Regions from separate parts of the Homo sapiens genome. Here region 1 is linked to region 2. A link is a loop called in an ENCODE intact Hi-C map of the cell type or tissue named here. Cell type or tissue: GM12878. All regions are shown on one strand. Links, peaks and the distances in the headings refer to the core of each region. The heading gives the core; the rest is flanking DNA.

Region 1 (5,384 bases), core at 74-5,073, 150 kb before region 2:
GCACACCATTGTATTGCAGTGTGCCCAAGAGTGTAAACATCTTCCTGAATCTCTTTATCCACATACTTATAATCCCAAAATGAGCTTGGATATCAGCGCAGTGCAAGATGGCCGGCTCTGTAATAGTCGACTACTCTCAGCTGTGTCTTCAACAAAGGATGATGAGGTAGGAGATATGGATGATACATTTACCCCCTCTTAAGCTAAAGGTATAATCATATATTGCTATGAAACCTTATACAGTGGCTTGGTTTGAGAATTTATAATTTTTCTTTTTCAATAGCCAGATCCTTTGATTTTAGAAGAAAATGATGTAGACAATATGGCCACCAATAATAAAGAGTCAGCACCATCAAATGGAAGTGGAAAGAATGACTCTAAAGGAGGTAAAATATTTTATTTTTTAATTAAAAAAATTTTTTTTGAGACAAGGTCTCAATTTTTTGTGGAGATGGGGTCTTGTCATCTTGCCCACACTGGTCTGAAACTCCTGGGCTGAAAGGATCCTCCTGCCTTGTGAGCCACTGCACCCAGCTGTAAAATATGTTTAAATTACTAAATACAAGCAAAGCATATATTAGAGGATTGATTTGTGGTCCCATGCTGATCATTAAGTGATAATTTGCAAAGTTTTATGTAGTTTAAGTGTAAAGCTTATGAAATTTATGAAACTAGGTTTTTATGGAGTTAGTGTGATACAGCCCTATTCCATTAAAGGTAGGTGAAGTTGGTGATTTTTTAAAAATCTAGTCTTTGGTCCAGTTCTTTTGAGTGATTTTCAAAAAGTTTTCTTATATGTACAATATATTTTAACATATCCACATGGTTTTAAAGATACAAAAAGACATATGAAGAGTTTCTTCCACCCTTATTCTCCAGCCCCCCAGTGTTATTAGTTCCTTATGTATCCTTCTAGAGCTGCTTTATGCATATATAGCCGTAAATATGTTTTTCCCCCATTAAAAAAAAACAAACAAACACATAGGCTGGGCATGGTGGCTCGTGTCTGTAATCCCAGCACTTTGGGAGGCTGAGGCAGGCAGATCACCCAAGGTCAGGAGTTTGAGATCAGCCTGGCCAACATAGAGAAACTCCGTCTCTACTAAAAATACAAAAAATTAGCCGGGCATGGTGGTTGCATGCCTGTAATTCCAGCTACTCGGGAGGCTGAGGCAGGAGAATCGCTTGAACTCGGGAGGCGGAGGTTGCGGTGAGCCGAGATCATGCCATTGCACTCCAGCCTGGGCAAGAAGAGCAAAACTCTTGTCTCAAAAAAAAAAAAAAAAAAAAACATAAATGGTGGACTACTATACATGCTATTTCATACGCTGATCTTTTTGTTACCTTGGGTAGTGTTTTATATCAGTAGATAACTAGGAGCTTCTTTAGTCTTTTTCTTTCTTGCTTTTCTTCCTTCCTTCCCTCCCTTTCCTTCCTGTCCCCCTTCCTCTCCTTTCCCTCTTCCCTTCCTTTCCCTTTCCTTCTTTCTTCCCTTTTCTTTCTTTTTGGGCAACTGTATTGTATTCATTATGAATGGTCCCACTTTGTTTAGGCATCCATTCTTAATAGGCATTTAGGTTATTTCTACTTTCTTGCTTTTATAAATAGTACTGCAGTGAATAACCTTATACATGGATGTCTTTTAATAGATTTAATATGTTCTGTTTTCCTTACTCATTCTAACCTACCAAAGCTTTCCCTATGACTTACCTATTTGGTTAGTCTCACTCTGTTCATTCCAAATGCATTTATTTAATACTTACTCCAGAGTTTAGGCTTTAAAGAAAACCAAAGGTAAATACAGTTGTCTTGTCCCTTGGTATCCATGTGGCAGTGGTTCCGAGGACTTACCTCAGGTACCAAAATCCACAGATGCTTAAGTTCCTTATGTATAAAATGACATAGGATTTGAATTTAACCAATGCACATCCTCCTGTATACTTTAAATCATCTCTGGATTACTTATAATACCTAATGCACTGTAAATGTTTTGTAAATAGTTATATTTTATTTTTTTTACTGGTACTTTTAATTGTGATATTTTTCATTTTTATGTCTTTAAAATATTTCTGATCCATACTTGGTTGAATCCATGCATGCAGAACCGGTGGATGTGGAGGGCTGGATGTATGTTGTGGTCTGTGTTTTCAAGAGCCTTTGGGGAGTCTGGGCACGGTGGCTCACACCTGTAATCTCAGAGCTTTGGGAGGCAAAGGCAAGAGGATTGCTTGATGCTAGGGGTTCCAGATCAGCCTGGGCAACATAGTGAGACCTTGTCTCTACAAAAAATTTAAAAAATTAGCTGGGCGTGGTAATGTACACCTGTAGTGCCAGCTACTCAGGTTGCTGAGGCTGGAGGATCACTTGAGCCCAGGAGTTAGAGGTTATAATGAGCTATGACCATACCACTGCAGTCCAGCCTGGGCCACAGAGCAAGACTCTGTCTCTAAAAAATTAAAAGAATCTTTGGGAAAAATCAGACACATACACAAATGACTATAAGACATCTCAGAGTGTAGTACATACCATGAGAGTCAGAAGCAGGCAGGGAGCTTTACAGAGGGATAATCACTACAGGTCTTGATGAAATGTCTTTGAAGGGGGCCAGGCACGGTGGCTCATGCCTGTAATCCTAGCACTTTGGGAGGCTGAGGTGGGCAGATCACCTGAGGTCAGGAGTTCAAGACCAGCCTAGCCAACGTGGCGAAACCGCGTCTCTACTAAAAAATACAAAAATTAGCCCGGCATGGTGATGGGCACCTGTAATCCCAGCTACTTGAGAGGCTGAGGCAGGGAGAATTGCTTGAACCTGGGAGGTGGAGGTTGCAGTGAGCCGAGGTCGCACCACTGTCCAGCCTGGGCGACAGTGCTAGACTATCACCAAAAAAAAAAAAAAAAAAGTATTTGAAGGGCTTCCTAGTTATTTCATATACAGTGCTTGTGGTAAGGGCTGCTTTTTATGTTCTGCAGTATTCATAGTTTTAGTACATTACTATAGCCTGTAGTTAATATTCAGTAAATGTCAAGTCAATAAGTTTGTGTTCAACCAGGTCTAAACAAAATAGTTAATGTAAGATATGGTAAAAAAGAGGAACTTACCTTGAATGGTGTATTTGTGTTTGTTTCAAGTTCTGACACAGACCTTAGAGATGAGAGAGAACTTTCAGAAGCAGTTACAGGAGATAATGTCTGCAACATCAATAGTGAAACCCCAAGGGCAGAGGACTTCCCTTTCAAGAAGTGGTTGTAACAGCGCATCTTCAACCCCTGACAGCACTCGCTCTGCTCGCAGTGGACGAAGTAGAGTCCTAGAGGCACTGAGGTGTGTACCTGTCACTGATGGCAGAAAGACTAGATGACTTGAGAGAAAGGATTTACGTACCTGCTGCTGACTCAATTCCATGAGCTTGGCCTAATTTAGCTTTTTTTTCTTTTTTTCCCCAATATGCAGTAAAAGCTGAAATTTAAATATCAAGACTAGTGAAGGGGTTATATGCCTAGGCCTTATTTAGCCCAAACAGTAAATATTATATTCCAGTATTATCTATTGCTTTTGGCTCTCTGCTGACTAGATTTTTCGTTCTAGCTTGTCCTTCCATTTCTTGCTCCCAGCAGTTCTAGATTTCTTACTCGGAGGTGGAGCAGACATGGAGATTTGTCTTACAGCAGCACCTGCTTCACAGTGAGGCATGATTGATACTTTTTATTACCTCCGTTGAGAAAGAAATGATTTTAAGATCTAATTTGCCTCATTTGAAATGGATTCAGTAGGCAGTTCTCTCTGCTCTTTAGTATTAGTATTCAATAGTATTTGTATTAAACAATAAGTACATATATATTTTTTCAGAGTCTTTTTCTAATGCAATATGTAAAATCTTAAAGTTATTTTTGTTGGGATTTTGCATGCATTTTGTATTCTCCTTGTAAAATTTATCTTCTAGAAAAGGTGATTACAGTTTCTAGTGTGATGTGACTTAAGCTCAGTTGCATAACTTCATCTTTTTCGTGATAGAAGAAAAAAATCTATAATTGTGTGATAAGAATTATGGGACTTGTATTTTCAGTTGACTAATTGAATTAAGTATAAGATAAACTAGCATTTATCTTACGCTAACTGTATTACATGAGGCAGTTCATTATCTCAGTACTGAGTAAAGTAGCTTTTTAATATGCTTCAGATCATGTTTTATCATTATAGAGAACCTAAATCCTGTACCAAATCAGAGTAAATAAATATAGTGTGAGAATAAAAGGCTATATTCTTTATTTTTGAAGCAAAGGAACTATTTGGGGGTTCCTTTGGTAAATTGTTTTATGGGTTTTGGTGTTTTGTTTTGTTTTTTGTTTTTTGTTTTTTTTTTTTTTGCTTCTCCACAGTGTAAGTTTTATGGTAAATTATTTTTACTAAGAATGAATGAATGAGTGAATATAAAGAAAATTATAGGACTTCTATTTACTGTCACGTGGAATCATTACAATCGCACCATAAAATGCACTTCCCTGTAATTCAGCATATTGCTGTTCCACCGTAGACTCTGGAAAGTGGTTACCAATAGCCAAAAGGCCCTTCTGATAAGGCAGCCTTTACAGCAAGCCTCCCATGTAATCATAGTGCTTATAATTTCAAGTAATTAAAAAATATAACTACTGTTAAGTAAAGTAACCATAGTGTTTGAAACATTACCCTGTTTCCCTAACCTGTATAATTAAGGAAAATCACATTTTTAAATGTACCAATTACTTTAGTATTTTTAAAAAATTTCTTGACACTGTTGAATTTCTCCTTTGAAGTTTTAGTTCTGTAGACATGTAGTCAAAATATGTGTTCCTAGCTAAAACAGATAACTTTTCTGGAAGAAACCTTAAACCTTTTTAAAAAAAAAAAATGTCCCTAGGTTCATTTATTTAATATTTTTAATGCATACTGTGTGCTAGATGGTGGGCATATAAAGGTGAGCCACAACTTTTATGGTCTAACTTATGGATTTAATGAGTTTGGATTTGTTATTGCTGTTTATTTAAACTGTCACTTCTATTCCTTAGGCAGTCTCGTCAGACAGTACCTGATGTCAACACAGAGCCTTCCCAAAATGAACAGATCATTTGGGATGACCCTACAGCAAGGGAGGAGAGAGCAAGGCTTGCCAGCAATTTGCAGTGGCCTAGTTGTCCCACACAATACTCTGAGCTTCAGGTTGACATTCAAAACTTGGAGGATTCTCCTTTTCAAAAGCCTTTACATGATTCAGAAATTGCTAAACAGGGTAACAAGAAAGAAATCTTTGCATTTGTTTGTATTAAGTACATGTTGACCTCTTAAAAATAAACAGATGAGCATGTTGTAGTTCTCTGATCTGAATGTGCAAACAAAAAAAACTTCGTAG
Region 2 (5,384 bases), core at 80-5,079:
TCAGAGACAGGCATGGTGCTTGATGGTTCTTGCTAAATCAACTTGCTGAAAACCAAGTGAGGTCAGACTCAGATGTCTATTTTTATACCTTTGATGACAAAATGAATCTATGAAGGGGTTGTGAAAACTGTAATGTGCTGCTCTGTCTGCTTTGCTTTTCTTATCCTTTGCATTGTTGATCCTTCAGTGAGCACACCTGCACTCACCAAGGCTGTAAACCCATGAGGGCAGAAACTGGGCCTTCTTTTTATTGGTATCCCCAAAGTGCATCAAAATGTCTGGGCACCAGTACATGCTAAGAAGTGTTACAGATGATCATGAAGGTAAGATTTAAGGATCTTGATATAAAAGAATGTTGAATCTGAAAGCCATGGATGCTCTAGCAATCCCATTGGGAGTTCACACAGCCCTTCAGAAGCTAGGCCAGAGGCCAGTGGAGTTGCCTGGTGTGGAAATAGAGCTCGGTTGTGTTTCAGGAGGTGTCCATTGGGAGCCCTGCTCTGGTCTGCTCCAGAACAAATGCTCTGTCCTTGACACCAATACAAGCAGCAGCCTCCCCTGCCACCTGTCAGTGAACCACTGCCAAAGCGTAATTGTACTGGGATGTTGTGAGAGGAAGCCTGATTTAAACGAGGCCCTGGCAGAGTTGGGGGGCCAGCAGTGCCTTCTCATACCTGTTAATGAAGCCTCATTAGAAACAGCAAGAGCCTGTGCTGGGAACTGGAAGCACCAGTCTGCCACGGCTCTCCCTGCCAAAGGGTGATTAACTGAATGATTTACGGCAGCTGCTCTTTGAGATGATGGTGCGGAGGAGACCAAGTGTGTGCAGCCCTGCACAGCATGCTGTCTGGTGGAAACTCAGGAGGATGCGCAGATACATTCTCCCGTCTTTCCAGTGGCTGAAACGACTTCCAGGTTCTAAAAACTGCATGGCCATTCGGTCATAGAAGTACCTCCTTTTGATGGCTGACCTTTTGGGGACTGTCACCTTTGAAGCCTCCAGCTACATTTAGGTTAGGAATTTAGGTCTTGCCTGAGGGACCAAAAATTAATAGTAACAAGAAAGACAGAAAAGAAACAGACGTCAGTGTCTTGTGCATCCAACATAGCAAGGCCAGCCACCCACTTTGTTTTCTGGCAAGACTCTTGTACCCAGGCGGTTCAATTATGGGCAGCCCCATAGTGTGCAGCTATGGAGATGGATACTTTGCTAAAATGTAGTTTTAGGGTGTCTTGCCTATTTCCATGTCTCAAACAACAAACTGACCTATGTCAAGGGGCTATGCACATTGTAAATAGTGGTTCTGCTCATGTGATCTTTAATACAATTCCTTTGCTCTTGCAGGCCAAAAAGGAAAACCAGTTGTAGCAATTCCAACCAGGATACCATATATCTTGCCTTTTATTTATTTATTTTTTTTGTGTGATAGTCTTGCTCTGTTGCCCAGGCTGGAGTGCAGTGGCACAATCTCGGCTCACTGCAACCTCCGCCTCCTGGGTTCAAACGATTCTTCTGCCTCAGCCCCCTGAGTAGCTGGGACTACAGGCGCCCGCCACCAAGCCTGGCTAACGTCTGTATTTTTAGTAGAGACGGGGTTTCACCATATTCGCCAGGCTGGTCTCGAACTCCTGACCTTGTGATCTGCCCACCTTGGCCTCCCAAAGTGCTGGGATTACAGGCATGAGCCACCGCGCCTGGCCACCTTGCTTCTCTTATAAGCAATCCTTAAGGATAAATAAATGTTCTTTTCTTTGTGTGGGCCTTGGTTATTTGGACCCTCGGGTATGGGGGTTTTCAAATGTACCAGTGTTGGATACATCCCCCTGTCTGGATTAGCAGCTCACAAACACAAAGACTCAGCTTGGATATTTTGGTCTGTAATTCTGTGTGATAGGTAGACCAACAGAAGTTTGAGGGAGGAATGACAAAATTAAAGTTGGGCTTTTTTTTTTTTTTTTTTTCCTTTCAGTTTTAGAGACACTGAGAACCTGTGGTAGGACACAGGTGGTGGTTTCAATTTTAATCAGAAGGCAAGAGAGTCTTGCCTGGGTAGGTGGCAGATGCATGAACTATATTTGGCTGGCTTAGGCCCTGAGAGAACTGGAGAAAGGACCCTGGAAGAAAATTCTGAGGCTGTAAGTGGGGTGAGCAACCACAGTGTAATTAATCCCCCACTTAGATTGAATGGGTTTAGATTGGGCTTAGATTGAAGTTCCCTTTTAACTGATTGAGAGATGCTCTGCCAATAGCAAGTGAAATGTGTGTGTCTGCACATGAATATGCATGCAGAGTATATTAAAGAGGTCTGAATACTCCACGATGCCTGTAATTATGAAACATGTGATAAAGCACCACACTAATCCCCTCTCGAGCAAGAGTGTTGTTTTTTGTCCCAGACTGCGTCAATCCTGCATGCCATGAGCACTGCTTTTGCCTCCGCAGCACTTTTATGTTGACAAACCCAAGAGCAGGTGACCCTAGGGAGGCAGATGGCGTCACACTCAAGGGAATCCTTCCAGAAGCCTTCAAGCATAGCTCTGTGAGCAAAGGCCAGACAGACAAAGTGATATCCATCTCGACCCTATAGTGAGTTGAACAAGGTGGGCAAACTGGACGCTGCGCACAAAGCATTTATTTGAAGGAGGACAAGGGAGATTGCTCAAGCTACAGACTACTCAGATTAAAGCAGAAGGATCCTCTCCACTTCCAGGAAGCTTTTCAGCTCAAGCTGAATTAACCAGGGAATCCAGCAGGGACTGGAGCTCAGGAGAAAGCTCCTCAAGCAACTTCTTGGGTCAGCTGTTGAGGAAGGGTGTTTTCTTCATGAAAAAGAGGAAGTTTCTCCATCAGCTGAAAGGAAACACATAGGAGTCAGAAGCAATGGGTGAGGAAAATCGGTCATTCTATCACAATAGGATTACGAGAAAGGGGGCCATCTCATGAAAGAATCTGGCCTTTGGAACAAGATAGTTTTGGGTTTTAAATAATTACTCCATGGTTATTTGCTGTGAGACCTTGGGCCATGACTTAAGCTCTCTGAGGCTTTGTTTCCTGTCTCTAAAACACGGATCATGAGGTTGTCTTGGCAGGGTTTGGAGGATAAACAAAAATAATCAAGAGTCAGGTCTGCCTTGGCACTCACTAAATGAACGTAGCACATAGATTCTTAAGAAGTAACTCGGCCTAACTCACTGCTCTTGCTGTTTGTTTAAATTGACTTTGTGTGTTTATACAGATGCTCATAGGCATCTGAAAAAAAAATACTTTGTTAGGAACATCTGGCTTTTATAATCAACAAAAATCAATTCAATAAAAGACAGTTGGAGAGGAGCTGGATGACATATTTTCCATTTGAAAGCAGGGCGTGGTTAGGTCGCTTCCTTGAGGCTCTCCCGCCTTCTGAATAAAGAGAGGTTACACAGTTGGAGAGAGCAGGAGACCTGGGCTCCCATCCCAGTGCTGTCTCCGCCTCCTGTGTGATCATGCGCAAATCTTTTTCCATTCTGGGTCTTTGTGTTCTCTCTTGAATCAGGAGGGGTTGGATGATACAATCACTAAGCTGTCTCTATTCCTTATTCAACATATGTCAGACAAGGAGTCTTGGAGGGAAATAAGAAGGCATAGAACTATGATACAAAATAAGGGCCTGGGTTTCTGGAAAGAGTTGGCAAGGAAGCTAAGGCCCAAGGCTGATGTATATGCCTCTGGAATCCTTATCTATTAAAAAAAGAGTGAGTGCAAGTGTGTGTGTGTAATTATGGCAGACTAACTCAACTCCTAGTCCCAACCCCTTGCCTGCCTCCACTATGGAGTCTGGAAAAGCTAAAGAGTTGCTTTCTTAGCCTCCCTTGCAGATGGGTATGGCCAGTATAAGCAGGTTCTGGCCAATGAGATATAAGGGACAGTCCACTGCAAGCCTCAAAATGTCTTTCCTTCACTGATTAAAGGAGAGGATCATTCAAGAAAAAGCCTTTTGACTTTTCATTTTGTTCTGTACTAAGAAAAATTCTTCTGCCTTGGGATCCTGTTGACCTGTGACCTTACCCCCAACCCTGTGCTCTCTGAAACATGTGCTGTGTCCACTCAGGGTTAAATGGATTAAGGGCGGTGCAAGATGTGCTTTGTTAAACAGATGCTTGAAGGCAGCATGCTCGTTAAGAGTCATCACCACTCCCTAATCTCAAGTACCCAGGGACACAAACACTGCGGAAGGCCGCAGGGTCCTCTGCCTAGGAAAACCAGAGACCTTTGTTCACTTGTTTATCTGCTGACCTTCCCTCCACTATTGTCCTATGACCCTGCCAAATCCCCCTCTGCGAGAAACACCCAAGAATGATCAATAAAAAAAAAGAAAAAGCCTTTTTTTTTTTTTTTTTTTTTGCTGCTGCCTCTTCTCTCCCACTTCCGGCCAGGAATGAGGATGTGATGTTTGGATCTGTGGCTGGCATATGGTAACCATGGGGTGACAAAGATAAAGACAAAAAGCCAATGTTGTCATGGTATGTTAGAAAGATGAAAAGAGCTTGAGTCCTTAATGAAATCTTTGAGCAGCCTAGATCACCTGTTTCTGGGACTCTTAAATAAATGATTTACACATCTTTGCTACTCAGAGTGTAGTCTGTGGAGCAGCAGTATAGTCATCACTTGGGAGCTTGTTAGAAAGGAAGACTCTCAGACCCCACCCCAGACGTACTGAAGCAGAATCTGCATTTAAAAAAGATGCCCAGCTGGGGTGTCACGGCTCACACCTGTAACCCCAGCTATTCTGGAGGCTTAGGTGAGAGGATCACTTGAGCCCAGGGGTTTGAGTCGAGACCAGCCTGGGCAACATACCGAGACGAGACCCTGTATCCAAAAAAAAAAAAAAGATGCGCAGGGTTTTGAGTGCACATTAGTTTCAGGAGCACTGGTTTATAGCCTCATTAATTAGGTTCTATTACAAGCAACTGAAACATTCCTAACAGCTATTATGTACGTCCTAGGTATACACATGTATGTGAATGTATGTGTGTATATATACATACATAAATATGCATACATATAGAAAATGTATTAGTATGTGAATATATTATATATATTATTTGTATGTGAATAGGAAAGGAAGGACACAGCTAGGCTGTGGGAATGGGTGCCTATGTGAGAGGAAGTCTGGGGTGATTTCTTCTTAAATACTTCTACAGTGTTTGGAAAATAATTATTTTTAAAGCCATGAATATGCATCTCTTGGATAATTGACGCGGAAGCGAGGCTTACCCGCTCTCCTCCCTGTCCAGCAGGGCGTGGTAGGACGCCACGTCCTTCTGCAGCTGGCACTTGCGGGCCAGCAGATGCGCGCGCTCCTGTTGCTGCTGCTCCGCCTCCGCTCGGATTTCCCTGAGCTCCG

What was found. A loop is a pair of places that touch in the nucleus more often than their neighbours do. Peaks named below come from ENCODE experiments on the same cell type or tissue, not always from the same donor. Only the 100,000 strongest peaks of a DNase experiment are listed, where the experiment ranks them.
Region 1: it touches region 2 in a loop (1.8-fold over the local background); 2 of 110 quality-filtered maps call a loop at or near these places.

Annotation. Positions count from the first base shown.
Region 1 is chr3:133,618,093-133,623,476 of GRCh38, reverse strand. It overlaps TOPBP1 (DNA topoisomerase II binding protein 1), which reads left to right. Exons shown (of 28, transcript NM_007027.4): 18 at 20-166; 19 at 284-386; 20 at 3,130-3,322; 21 at 5,044-5,264. Among named protein-coding and RNA genes, the nearest start is that of TOPBP1, 41 kb to the left of the region's middle. RefSeq lists an enhancer at 2,804-2,893. In GM12878, for the core only: no CTCF peak of the experiment used is centred there; a DNase peak (open chromatin) is centred at 3,196; H3K27ac peaks cover 1,204 bases.
Region 2 is chr3:133,472,436-133,477,819 of GRCh38, reverse strand. BFSP2 (beaded filament structural protein 2) reads right to left here. Exons shown (of 7, transcript NM_003571.4): 6 at 5,255-5,384; 7 at 2,612-2,851. The coding sequence ends at 2,848. The region is part of intron 1 of BFSP2-AS1 (BFSP2 antisense RNA 1); the gene reads left to right. Among named protein-coding and RNA genes, the nearest start is that of BFSP2-AS1, 16 kb to the left of the region's middle. RefSeq lists enhancers at 320-439, 2,287-2,356, 3,940-4,599. In GM12878, for the core only: a CTCF peak has its summit at 2,484; DNase peaks (open chromatin) are centred at 149 and 2,099; H3K4me3 peaks cover 1,877 bases; H3K27ac peaks cover 3,933 bases.